2 separate regions of the Homo sapiens genome follow, and region 1 is linked to region 2. Evidence: chromatin contacts called from ENCODE Hi-C or POLR2A ChIA-PET data. All regions are on one chromosome and are shown on one strand. The core of a region is the stretch at or near the end of the contact, and the rest is flanking DNA. Distances in the headings are between cores, read along the strand shown. Region 1 holds the start of LINC00974 (long intergenic non-protein coding RNA 974). Region 2 holds the start of KRT33A (keratin 33A).

The links. A loop is a pair of places that touch in the nucleus more often than their neighbours do. ChIA-PET counts read pairs that join two places held with the same protein, here RNA polymerase II (POLR2A). Pooled maps may share reads with other maps.
Region 1: a loop to region 2 is called in a map of astrocyte of the cerebellum, with 4 times the contacts of the local background. The contact joins the promoter of LINC00974 here to the promoter of KRT33A in region 2. A Hi-C loop is called at or near these places in 3 of 168 maps with a recorded cell type or tissue (CD4-positive, alpha-beta T cell, astrocyte of the cerebellum and naive thymus-derived CD4-positive, alpha-beta T cell), 3 of 37 single-sample maps with no recorded cell type and 10 of 50 pooled maps. POLR2A ChIA-PET finds 5 or more read pairs at or near these places in 2 of 52 experiments (CD4-positive, alpha-beta memory T cell and RWPE1).

Annotation. Positions count from the first base shown.
Region 1 is chr17:41,549,591-41,556,276 of GRCh38, forward strand. It overlaps LINC00974 (long intergenic non-protein coding RNA 974), which reads right to left and starts at 4,905. Exons shown (of 3, transcript NR_038442.1): 1 at 4,690-4,905; 2 at 2,283-2,947; 3 at 16-1,275. RefSeq lists enhancers at 1-183, 2,725-3,225.
Region 2 is chr17:41,348,213-41,354,700 of GRCh38, forward strand. It overlaps KRT33A (keratin 33A), which reads right to left and starts at 2,616. Exons shown (of 7, transcript NM_004138.4): 1 at 2,208-2,616; 2 at 1,134-1,216; 3 at 271-427. The coding sequence starts at 2,555. LOC105371778 (a long non-coding RNA gene) reads left to right here and starts at 3,285. Exons shown (of 2, transcript XR_001753056.1): 1 at 3,285-3,391; 2 at 4,210-5,586.

The DNA of each region.
Region 1 (6,686 bases), core at 3,655-6,154, 200 kb after region 2:
AGAAGAGAACCAAGAGAAGGGAAAAGAGGATTTTATTTGGTTCGTGTTTGGACCTAAGAGAAAACCAGAAAGATTGCCCCTGCGGCTGAGGGGAGCCACAATATTGGCGAGAGATAGGAGAGGCCCCTCAGGGAGAAGAAAGCTTGGGGAATGCAGATCTCTCTTTAAGATTGATGACTTTCAGTATCATAAATCGGTAGAGCCAGAGAGTCCTCAGCCCTCGCCCCATTCCTTTATCAGTCACGCTCGCGCAAGCACTGGCCTCTGCCTCTCCTTGCAGAAGTGACTTGTTTACATGTTAGTACAGCTAGTTCCTGCCTGACTGAACCACTGTCATCTGAGAATTGAGGGTCAAAGTTGGATCTTCCCAGCTCAGAGGAGAAGCCTTCTCTAAACAAAGGAGGGGCTCAGCTGGGTAGGTTGTTGCAAAGAGAACTCACTTCAGAGCCAAGGCAGCCAGGCCCTGTCACTTAAAAGCTATGTGACCTTGTGCAAGTCATTGAACCTGTCTAAGACTCAGGATACTGAGACAGCAAGACCTTCCTCAAATTGCCGAGGTGAGAATTAATGAAATAGTCTGTCTAACGTGCCTGGGACCTACCAGAAGCTCAGCCAGTGGAGTCATTAAATTTTGTCTTTATTATTAGCAATACAGTTCTCGTAGCACACATTGCAAAGGATCGTGTACCCAGCTCAGGGGCACAAGGTGTGTGATTGCGAGGACATCAGAGAAAACAAGGTGCGATGAACTGGCGGTAGGCATTTGTTGGGACAATGACAGGGCCCTGGCCTGATCAAGGGAAGGATCAGGGGGAGAAGGAGATACTGGGGGGCTGGGAGGTGGGGATGAAGGAGGGGCACTGTCCCCACAACTCCTCATGCTCGGCTTCTGCAGTCCCGAGTACAGACCCAAGTCTGTTTCTCCTTGTCCCATTCTGCCTAAGGGCTGGAGCTTCTCAGAAACTCTGACAGGACATGTGTCCATCTTCAGTGGGGACCCTCCCCCTCCTAGAAGTCCCCCGTCCAGCTGGGGAGGACAGGTCAGGGTGAGGGCAGCAGCCACCCAGCAGCCTCCATCAGAGATCATCAGCATTTCCCACCATGAATTCAGCAGCGCATCTCGTGGTCAAATCCATAGGTGATTTCTGGGTTCTGTAGCCTCCTCTTATAAACTTACAAAGCACTTTAAGCAAACAAAAGCTTTGGCCAGGTGCAGTGACCCACGCCTGTAGTCCCAGCACCTTGGGAGGCCAAGGCCAAAAGCTTTGAGAAGTCCTGCAAAAAAAAAAAAAAGGTTTGGTTTGTTTATCTCCATGTTTTCCACTGGATTTGATCACAAGAGTTTTGTTTGGGGTTATTTTATATTAATTAACACCCCTGGGAACATACACTGGAAAATCCAGGGGCCCAAAGAACTCAAGATAGGGTTCCAGTTAAGAACTATTATGTTCCAGACCAGCCTGGCCAACATGGTGAAACCCCATATCTACTAAAAATACAAAAAATTAGCCGTGTGTGGTGGCATGTGCCTGTAATCCCAGCTACTTAGGAGACTGAGGTGGGTGGATCACCTGAGGTCAGGAGTTCGAGATCAGCCTGGCCAACATAGTGAAACCTCGTCTCTACTAAAAATACAAAAAATTAGCCAGGTGTGGTGGCGGGTGCCTATAATCCCAGCTACTCAGGAGGCTGAGACGGGAGGATCACTTGAACCAGGAGGTCAAGGCTGCAGTGAGCTGAGATCGCACCACTGCACTCTAGCCTGGGTGACAAAGCGAGACTCCACCTAAAATTTAAAAAAAAAAAAAAAAACTAGTATGAAGGGAATGCTCTCAACGAGCATCCCCTGCCCCAACTTTTTGTACCTCAAACATGACTATTTGCTGTGGATTCTGAATTTGCTTTGTTTCCTTTGTATTTTGCAGTTTTCCATTAGGGCTGACAGAAGTTCCTTTGGGAAAACCCCAGCATGTGTTAGTCATGCCGAGGGGAATGGAGGGAAGGAACTCGCTTTGTTCTCATTTTGGCCTGAGAGGAGGGAGAACAGTAGGACCCCTGGGGCTTGGGGGCTGGCATGGCCTGAGATGGATGTGAGACCCAGGGGCAGAGAAAATGCTAAGAGCTTTTTGGACCATGGATTTTCCATGACTCAGAAAGTCAGTGGAGCCCGCCCTCCCTGGTGCCCTCGTTCCTTCATTGCCACTGCATTTGTTCCACACACTGAGGAGTCTGGTGAGGAAACTGAGGCCCAGAGACAAGAAATACCTGGGACAGAGACTCACTGTTCATGGGTAGCTGCTTGCTTTCCAAGAAGACATTTCCAGAGCTTTCCTGCTCGTGGGAGGTGTCTGTAATTGTTTTAGACAGCATGAGGTGAAGAGGGTGGGCTTGCGGGTCAGACCCACTCAGATCCTTTGTCAGCTGAGTTATGTCATTTCTCTGAGCCTCAGTTTCCCATCTGGGAAGCTGGGGGTAGTGAGAAATAAGGAAGATGACTTCTGTACATGCTTGCCACCGTCCCAGGACAGACGAGGCCCAGCTGCCATACAGAGGAGGTGACAGCATGGAGCGGGGTCAGGGGTGCAGAAGGAGGCGCTAGGAGGAAGGGACAAATGAGGATAGAGGCTGTTGTCCATAGAGCACACTCCTTGGAGGGAGGAGGGACCCAACTCAGACACAGCTCACTCAGGTCAGGGGCAGGAGCCTCTGAGGTGGGTGGGGGGGTGTGACGGGCTGGTGGGAGCTCGTAAGCAGGGACATGCCCCTGCCCTGGAGGTTACTCAGTGGGGCTGGGAGTTTCGCAGGTGGTGCTTCTCAGTCCAGCGCTGCTTCCGTGGGTTAGGATGAAGACCCATCTTCTTGCCTTGTCCTCCTCCACGAGGGGCTTATCCAGAACAAAAGCTGTTGGCAGTTCCTGGCCAACAGGTTCTCCTCCTCCACTGCAGGGCTAGAAAAAGGTGAAAACAAAAGGGACATGTGCTTCTCTGTGGCTCTCGGGGTACAGTTCAGTCTCCCCACCATGAGCAAGTCCTCCACGACTGACCGCCTACTCCCACCAGCACCTCGTCATCCCTCTTCAGCCCCTCCTCACCCTCTGCACAGTAGCCCCAGGAAGTTCAAGTTCCAGCTCCTCCAGTGGGCCACTTTCAGTCACACCTCCAGGCCTTCACTGATGCAGTTCCCCCTACCCAGAACTGCCCACCCCCAACACACACAAACACACACACACACACACACAAACACACATGCACACCACCTCCATTGAATATCACCTCCACCAAATATCACCTCCACCAAATATCAAATATCAAATCCAACATCTTCCTGGTGTGTTGACCCAACACTTTCTCCAAAGAATGTTCCCTGCCTCCCAAGACTGTGTTAGTTGTTTCTGCTGTGTGGCCCAGAGTCCCTGGGCTTCCCCCTAATGGAATGCAGCATACTGTATGGAGGTGGCTGTTACCTGTTGGTCTCTCCGACAAGACTCTATGGGGGCAGACTCTGCCTGGGTCACTGTAGTAGCCCCAGCTACTAGCCCCATGCCTGGCACAGAGTAGGCCCTCAGTGATTACCCATTGAATGAAGGGGTCAATGACAGGCAGAGTCTCCACTTGGGGCTCCCAATGAGCAGAGAACTTGGGGAAGCTAACCTTCCTCCCCACACACACCCCACCTTTGAATCTCAAGCTTGACTCTTATGGGTTTGGTGTTGATTCACTTCCCTGAGGTTTCCCTCCATCTTGACAAATGCTCCTTCTGACAACCCCAACATGACTGAGTCATGGTGAGGGCAAGAGATGAAAGGAATCATGTTTGAGAGTTTGGCCTGAGTTCGGGTGAGGATGGCATGTCTCTGAGGCTGAGGGTGCTGGTAGCAGCAAAGACAGACTGAGGGATTCCCGGGTGGGAAGAAAGCTCAGGAATATCAAAGCCATCGGAGGACACATGAGTGTCACACCCAGCATGTGGGTGCAGAGCCGTCCTTAGGGACTGTCTGTCCTTGCAGGGTTATTCACCCAGGACCCCTCTGCACCCACACTCTGCTTCTGATACTCATGTGTTCTCCGACAGCTTTGATCTTCCTGGGGAGAGATCAAGGTAACTCTTGGAGAAAATTGAGGCCACAGCGCAATCTTAAAAAGTGTTAAAAATTGTTAGAGGCCAGATAGGTCGTGCTAAGAGCAGGAGGTAGGGAGCCAGATCAACACTGGTGTGGGTGACTTGGGCAAGGAACTTTTCTTCTCTGAGCCTCAGTTTCCTCATCTGTAAATGGAAGCAACAAGAGCAACCTCACACAGTTGTGAGAAATCAACAAAATGACATATGGAAGCTTCCTGGCCCATGCCTATCCTAGGAAGCTTCCCTAGCCACCATGGCCAGCTCAGGAGACCCCATCTGAAAGTACAGCCCATCCCTCTCATCACCGATGGCACTCACTCAGCACTGGCCTGTCTGCCTGTCTGCCTCTGGCACCAGACTGTGAGCCCATGGGGGCAGAGACCTTGTCTGTTCTGCTCACAATTCCATCTATTCCCAATCCCTGCCACAGAATAGGCACCCAGTGAAGATCTGTTGAATGAATGAATGAATGAATGAATGAATGAATGACTTGAAGAGGGGATGAAAATAGACAGGAACTCCAATACGAGATTTTCAAAAACAGGCAGGTGAGGACCCACCAGGCCTTACCTCTCCTCACGATCTTTTAACTTCTTGTCGTACTATTTCTCCTGGGTTTTATTTTGTTGTTGTTGCATCATTTCTTGAACTTTCTTTCTGGTTTCACAAGAATTCCCTCAGACAATCCCAGTGGATCTCAGTCTAGTAAGAGGAACAGAGAAAGGAACTGATTTTATTCCTGTTTGGGCCTGAGATGGGGAGTGCTTCAGAGCCTGAAGCCAAGAGGCTGCAGCAGCAGCAGCAGCCTCCACAACCAAGCAGGACACTCCAAGGGGCGGGGACTCGAGATCAAAGCTCTAGAGATTTGGGTAGATATTTGCGGACTGTTAGAATGATATGAATAATAATAGAGACCCTCCTCTGTCATCCTCCTCCCTGCACCGTTTGCTCATTCACCCATTCCTTCCTTTGACAAGCACAGACCCAGGGCCTTCTAGGGGGAATCTGAGATCCCAGGAAAGAATCTACCTGTGCCAGGTCACTCGTCTTATTCTCAGCTCTTCATACAGTCATTGCTTCCCACGTAAGCCTTTTTTCTTTCCTTTTTTTTTCTTTTCTTTTTCTTTTTTTTTTTTTAATTTAGAGACAGTCTCATTCTGTTGCCCTGGCTGGAGTACAGTGGTATGATCATGGTTCACAGCAGCCTCAAACTTCTGGGCTCAAGTGATCCTCCCACCTCAGCCTCCCAAGTAACCCAGTAATTAGGACAACAGGTGCATGCCACCATGCCTGTCCAATATTTTTTTCTTTTTTTGGTAGATGCGGGGTCTTGCTCTGTTGCCCAGGCTGATCTCAAATTTCTGGCTTCAAGTGATCCTCCTACCTCAGCCTCTCAAAGTGCTGGGAATACAGACATGAGCCGCCACACCCAGCCCACATAAGGTATTTTTGACAAGCCTCTGCTTATGGGATTTGCTAGCCTCTGTATTCTTTTGGGGCTCAATAATTGCTCAAGGCCATAGAGAACAGGAAACAGAGCACCAGCTTTGGAGCCAGGCCAAACTGGAATTATATCTTTGCTTGATCATTTACAAGCTATGTGACCTTGGACAAGTTACTTAACCTCTCTAACTTAGAATTTCCTCATCTATAAAATGGGCTTCATAATCCCAGTGTCCTTGGATCAGACTTCCTAGATTCAGTTCCTGTCTCCACTGCTTAGGAGCTGTGTGACCTTTTCAGCAAGTCATTTAATCTCGCTAAAAATGTTTCCTCATGTGTAAAATGAAAACAAGGACAGCATCATGAGATTGCTGTGAAGATTAGATACAGGGTTTATTCCCTTATCTTATATAAAATGCTTAGCGAAGTGCCTGGAACATTATTAAGTGCGCAATCAGTGTTAGTCCTTGCTCCTTCCTTGTGGACAATTGTTCTTACACTTAGTCGCCCAGCTCCTTTGTAAAGGAATTCTCCCTCTAGTGTCTGTGCCTCCTGGCTATAGAAGCCAGAAATTAGCCTTCCAGCCTCCCTTGCAGCTGGAGCACAGACACATGATCAGTCACACACATCACAGAAGCCTGTAAGCTGGGAGCTAATGTCCTAAAAAAGGAGGCACCTGGTGGAATCCATGCTGGAAGGAATAACTGCAGACCTCCAGTTTCTAGAAGCAGCAGCGCCACAAGTTTGGTGATAGCGCCAAGTGGAATGGGCTACTGAATCTGCACCTGCAGATAGTGGCAAGGGTGGGCTTGCTCCGGGCTGTGCTGCCTTCAAACCTGTTCCCTGCGAGTTCTTCCTGGAGAGTCTATGGCTTACCTAACATCCTTTAACAAACTGGCTTCAGAGTGTGGCTTCTGATCTTTGCAGGCAAAAACCCTGATGGCTACAGAATTTAGTAACAAGTGTGATTACTGGCATGAGACTTCTAAAAGATCTCCGTTTGGGTGTCCAAAAGACAATGTAAATTTAGCATGTCTGAAACTGACTCCCCATCTTTCATACCAGCCAACTTCCATCCCACAACTCCTATCATCCAGTTGCTCAGACAAAAGACTCAGAGACCT
Region 2 (6,488 bases), core at 1,366-3,865:
GCACAGGAGAGGCTGTGGCTTCTGCCTCATTACCCAGCTTTCCTCACTACTGGGCTTGCCAACTTCCTCACTCTCATTCCTGCCTCTGGCAGAAAAATCCTAATCTCATATCACAGGTTTTTAGATTAGTCATTCTCTACATATCCCTTTTTGTATGCAGAATTACTTCCTCAGCTAATTGAGCCTCTACTGACAGCCTGTCCTGGACCCTGTGGCAGTTGTGAAACAGGTCCTGGCTAGTCTGAGCCCATCACTCTTCAGGGAACTCACCTGCTCATGGTTCTGCTTGAGGCACAGCAGCTCCTCCTTCAGGGACTCCACCTGGGCCTCCAGGTCAGACCTGCACAGGGTCAGCTCATCCAGGATCCTGCGCAGGCCATTGATGTCCGACTCCACCAGCTGCCGCAGGGACAGCTCGGTCTCATATCTGTGATCACAGGAGGGTCAGGAACAGGCTGGGCAGGAATAGGCCTGGCCTTGACTCTGCTTTGGTTTGGTTAGTCAGGCAACTAGGAATTAGGGTTTGTAGTTTTTATAGCCATCTCTTTTGTTTAGGTTTTCAGCATCGAGCTGGAAGAAAATGCACTGGTAATTTTACGTTTAAAGATCCAGTGGATAGACTTCTATATTCCTAGCTATTCAGGAGGCTAAGGGGAGAGGGTTGCTTGAGCCCAGGAGTCTGAGGATCTGAAGTTACACTGAGCTATGATTGCACCACTGCCCTCCAGCCTGGGTGACAGAGCAAGGCCCTGTCTCTAAAAAAAAGAAGAAAGCCAGTGGATTTAGGATAAAAGCTGACAAACTGTAAGACTTCCAAAATAATATGCTTCCACATTCTCCATTCTCATGAATGGGTTCTGTGCATAGGAGAACATCGGGGGCCAACACGTCTACACTAACTCACAGTACGACTAGGGGTGTCACGTCACAGAGGAGAAGAAGGAGGAAAGGAAGTCTAAGGCCTGGGGAAAGGATCTCTGAGCTACGGTGTGTGGTGGCTCTGTGAATCTTGGAGAAAGCAGCTAGAACATAGCTCAGTCACTGTTTGTTTAACTTGTGTTGACAACAGGCTAAAGGAAAGGAGGGCTGCCAGAGAAGAGAAATAAACAGCAACACCCCGCTTGCCCACTCACTTGGTCCTGAAGTCATCTGAGGCCAGCTTGGCATTGTCGATCTGCACCACAAGCCTGGCATTCTCAGACTTGCTGCACAGGATCTAGAAGGCCCAAAACATTCAAGAATGAGCAAGGACTTGGTAATTTTTCACCAATGGCAGTCCTTCCTAATTCACTTCCTTGGAAGGATCAGGATGTCTATCTTATTAAATGCTTTCTATATACAGCAGGTACTCAATGAATATTTCCAAAATTATATTCAAAAAAAGAACACCAAAATATGCAAAAAGTATAAGTAGATAATCTTTTTTCTATCCTAATGAGCAATACTGAGAAGCTGATCATAATAGTTGACATTTATGAAAAACACCTACTATGTTTCTGGCATGATACTAGGAGCTGAGGATACAAAAATTGGTAAGCACTTGATCCTGCCCTCAAGAAACTTTCAATCAAGCAGAAAAGACAAATAGGTAAACTAGCAATTGCAGGGGACTGGATCAGGGAAGAAGCCACATGTTCCCAGATGTCCCAGACAACTGGGACTACTTTGTCCTAGGTAATTTCCAATCTTCCCAATTTGGGCCAAACATTTTAGGCTCTCACTGGACACTGTGCACCAGGAGAAGCCCAGAGGCATGAAGGTGAGGACAATGAAATCAGGATAAGTAGGAACCTAGAAGAGAGAGGCAGCCAGCAGTCCAAGGGGCAAAAAGCTCAGATGAGGGAGAAAGAAAATGGCCCAGTCTTTACAAAAGATTCCGTTTCCCCAGCTTCCTTTGGACTCAGTCCTTTTCTCTCACCTCAGGGTAATAATTCTGGAGCTTGGCAGGTGCATGGAAGCATTCAGAGGTAGTTTTTAATTACAGCTCATTTATGCAAAGTGCTGCTACCTCCACATAGACTAACACTATGCAAATATTTAGACCTAACAGTCCCAAGTCTAGTATTAGATGGGCCCTCAAAAAACAAAATGGAAAGGCCAGTTTTCAGCTTTTCATTCACATCAAGAGCTTACGTTGTTTCTCAATCACAACTCGGATTCTCTCCCGACAACTTCCTACTGGAGGCACTGTGTCGCCCACTCCTCACCTTCTGCTGGAGCTCCTCAATGGTCTTGAAGTAGGACTGGTAGCTGGCACACACCAAGGGCTCCTGCTGCTGTGACCGCTCCCGGATGAGGTTCTCCAGCTCCGCGTTGTCCCGCTCCAGCTGACGCACCTTCTCCAGGTAGCTGGCCAGGCGGTCGTTCAGGAACTGCATGGTCTCCTTCTCACTGCCATTGAAGGAGCCCTCACAGAACCAGTTGCAGTTGCTCACATTGGCGGGGATGTTGCAGGCCCCGGGCAGGGTGCAGCCGTGGCAGCTGGGGGGCACACAGGGCCGGGAGGAGCAGCTGGTGCGGCAGCTCAGGCTGGGCAGGCCACAACTGTAAGACATGGTGCAGGGAGGGAGTGTCCAGCTGAAGACAGAGTCCAAAATCTCCAGGTTGTAGAGCGGTGGGTCTCCTTCCTCCAGGGAGCATTTATACCTCGTCCATGGAGGGTGTGGACACGTAAGACAACCCCTTTTTTTTTTTTTTTTTTTTGCTCATTTGGTGATTGTCAAAAGCCCTTCCCTCCATTTGTTGTGTTTCTTCAGAAGAGTCTCTCCCCTCATAAAATACTTTACTTGGGCTTCTCGCTAAGTCGGGACTCCTCTTCCATGCTGTGTGTCATGATGTAAGAGCTTCATGGTGTGACTTCAAAGACCTGGACTCATGAAAGCCCTGGCCTTCTTCAGTGGGGTGCAGCAGGTCAAGAGACAGTATTGCTGTTCTGCTTTGTGGCTTGAGGCCCCTAACTCTTTGGCAAGCTCTGGCTCTCCTTGGTGAAATGGAAAAGCATAGCTCTTGCCCTGTGTCTTTTGCTAGGTCACATTTCCAAGTGCCAAATTCCAAATTCATGGTTCTCAGAAAGAGGAATAGATCCTTTCTGGGACAGTTCCTGATGGCCATGTTTCCTGATATGATGGGCTTTTTTCATGTCCATGATGACGTCAATCAACCAAATAATAGATATCCACTATGACAATTTCATCCAGGGCGATGTAATAGACACTGGGAGGGGTGGAAAATAGGACTCAATGCTATGGTCAGAAGAAGTTCTTACTTGTTAAGAAACTGCACAAGCCCAAGGTAGTGTGGACACTTTTCACAAACTAGATCCTTTTTACAAACATGATCCTCAAACATGCAGAACTTAGATGTCCATTATTCCTCACCAGAACTCTTAAAGGTAAACTGTATAATTCCCATTTTATAGATGAGAACACCAAGGCATAGAGGGTGAGGATAATAAGTTGTGGACCTAGGATTCCAAAGCAGATCACTTTTCTTTTCATCACAACACTTGGCTTAAATATAAATGGCTTACTTCCTTCCCTTCTTCAGACAGGCCGTCCCTTTCTCCTCTCCAAGCTCTCTTTTTACCTTGAGCATGACACTGTCATGACTTATGTGCTTGTCTCTCTGTCTCTATTTGAGGTCCCTGAAGGCAAGGGCAGGGTCTAGTTTGTCTTTGAATCCCCAGCTCTAGGCACCTGGTAGGCACTGTTGAATGGGTGTGGGTAGAGTGATGAAGGGATGAACAGGAAATAATAATCTGAGGCAGAAGTTGACAAGTGATAACTGAGTGGTTTACACACTGGGGAGGGCGAGCAGCTCCAGGATTGGAGGCTCTTAGGAATGGATGAATGGATTTGTGCTGGGATAGGGAGGCTTCTAAGAAGCAGAGGGGAGAAAAGTAGGAAGTGCAGGTGAGGAGAATAATGTGCACACAGGAATGGGGTGGGAAAGCCCAAGGCATGGTTGAAGGACCAGGGTAAGTCTAGGCAGCAGGAAGGGGAGAGTTGTGAAGGGAAGTGCTAGAAATTAAAGCTTTATGGGGGATTGTATGGGGACCCTATGGTAGGGGGTCTCGATGGTGAAGTGGAGCAGCTTGGACTTCCCCAGAAGCTGTAGAGCCAGTATAAGCTTTTGAACCTAAGTGTGGTGTGACAAAAGGTGTTTTAGGAAATGTTTTAGCAAATATTTATCTGTTTTTGAAAAATGAAGGAAAGATTGGAGGCAAAGAGTTCAGCAAAGAGACTATTGCAACAGTCCATGCAAGACTAGAATTTATGGCAGGGATGATGATACAGATAAGGTTTAGTACAAGTGAGAGAGTTAGAGAACTGGGCCAAGGGAGAGTACAAAGAGAAGAGCAACAAGGAGCTGAGGACCAAACTTTGGAGAATTTCCCAATCAGAGATCAGGAGAAGGAAAAAGAATCTGTGATAAATGGAGAAATGGTGAGAAAAAAATGATAAAAACAAGTTCATGGCATCCCAGAAGGGCAGGAAGGAGGGTGCTTCCAAGAGGAGGTGATGTTAGAAGTGCCAAGTGCAGCAAAGGGGCCGCACATGATCAGGACCATGGAGAGGGTATTGGCTGCCTTGACCAGAAATTTACCAGGACCTTTCCAGGGTCACACAGGTATGCCTGCTGTACGCAGCGCCTGTGCACATTCTTAAAGTAATGCCCACAGTGAACTTCGGTAAACCAAGACTTCAAACACACAGAATTGAGATGTTCATTACTTAGAGAAGTTCTGCTGCAATAAATTTATATATCTGATTATTAAGCTTGGAGCTTTGATCTTACCAATACAGACTTTTATACAATAATTGGAGTGGGCTTTACGCAGATGCCAGACTTGTTTGAACTTGATGATTCGTAATAGTTTATTATTTAGGAACAATTATCCAAGAAGCATGAGTAATCTGAACTGACCGTGCATATGACACCACTTCTGTTTTGTCACAAGATGTAAGATGAGCCTTATTTGATATCCTAAAGAGGCAATGAGGAAAAAATTCAAGTATGGGCCTGAGGAGGCATACATTGGCCAGAAAGAGGAGGGGCTTCCTATGTCCTTGCTAGCAGAGGATAAAGCAGACAACAGATTCCAAGCCTCCCAGCTACAGCTACCAATCCAAGCAGCTTCCAAGCCTCCCAGCTACAGCTACAGACCAAAAACCAGATGGCTTTGCATTTGGCTCTTCTCTTCCTCCCTCTTACCTCCTAACATAGATCCTAAATATGAAAATGGTTAAAAGAGAGAGGGAAAATCTTGGAACAAGATATTGGGGATCCTAATGGTCAACTCATCCAAACCGTTCGTTTTACGAAGGGGAAACTGAGGCTCAGAATGGAGAAATGCCTTGCTTAGTATCATCTAGCTAGGACCCAGATCTTCTGATTCCCACTGCATTATCAGCCCAATCACCATTCTACTGAAATGTTGAAGAATTTCACAAACAATCTGATCTGTTATTACCTAAGGACAGAAATCAAGGGCAGTGAGAAAAACATCTTGTTAACCATAGATATGCTGTGTTGAAGAAGAATTATGAGTCAATGTGTAAATAAAGATAGAATTCAGCAATAGTACAGTTTCTTGTTAACTCTCTGATTTCAATTATTTCTAAGTTGATGATACAATTATATACCAACAATTTGGAGTAATTTAAACATAATTATATCCCATCAGATATAGATTATATCCCATCTGTTTGGAGCAACTTAGAACAATTGGTCAAACAATGGTGACCCTACTCGACAGCAATATGCTTATCCAGAGTAAGGTACACAAAAGATAGTCACAACAAAATTAAACTATTATTAAAATGGGGACAATTGAGAGATTAAAGAAAACACACCACAATGACACTGGATGCTATTAAATGACAGGATTATGAATGTTTTTTTTCTTCTCTCCAAATTCTTTGAAAATATATGTTACTTCTGCACAATAAACAAAATAAAATTTACATTTAAAATTTCAGAAGGAAATTCTTGCAAATCTTCTAGAGGAACAATGAGTTATTAAAAAAAAAAAGCCTAGGAGGCTCCTGTTCCAATATAATTACTACATTACACTTGAGCCTGTTCTAGAAATAAAGTCTTTGTTGTGATCGGCATTCATGCCCTTGTGATATCTGCTGACTTTGTCCATTCCAAAGGTGAGCTACTAAGAAGGAATGAAGGGAAATCAAGCTACCTATAGCTCATGAATTGACTGGCATGAGGTCTGAGCTTCGGGTGAAGGAGAAGACAAGGAGGAGTAACCCTTGGAGAAACATTCTGCCATTGACTGCTAGCCCATGGTCCAAGATTGGCTGCTAGAACCACCTCATATTGACCCGCATCCATAGACTATACTTCCCACATACACATAAGGGATAATTAAATTTCTTTTCTGGAAATACTATCTAAGTCAGATAAAGCCTACAGGCTTAGCATGCTGGAGTTACCAAGGACCTAACTGGTCATTTCACTCAACTCTTTCATTT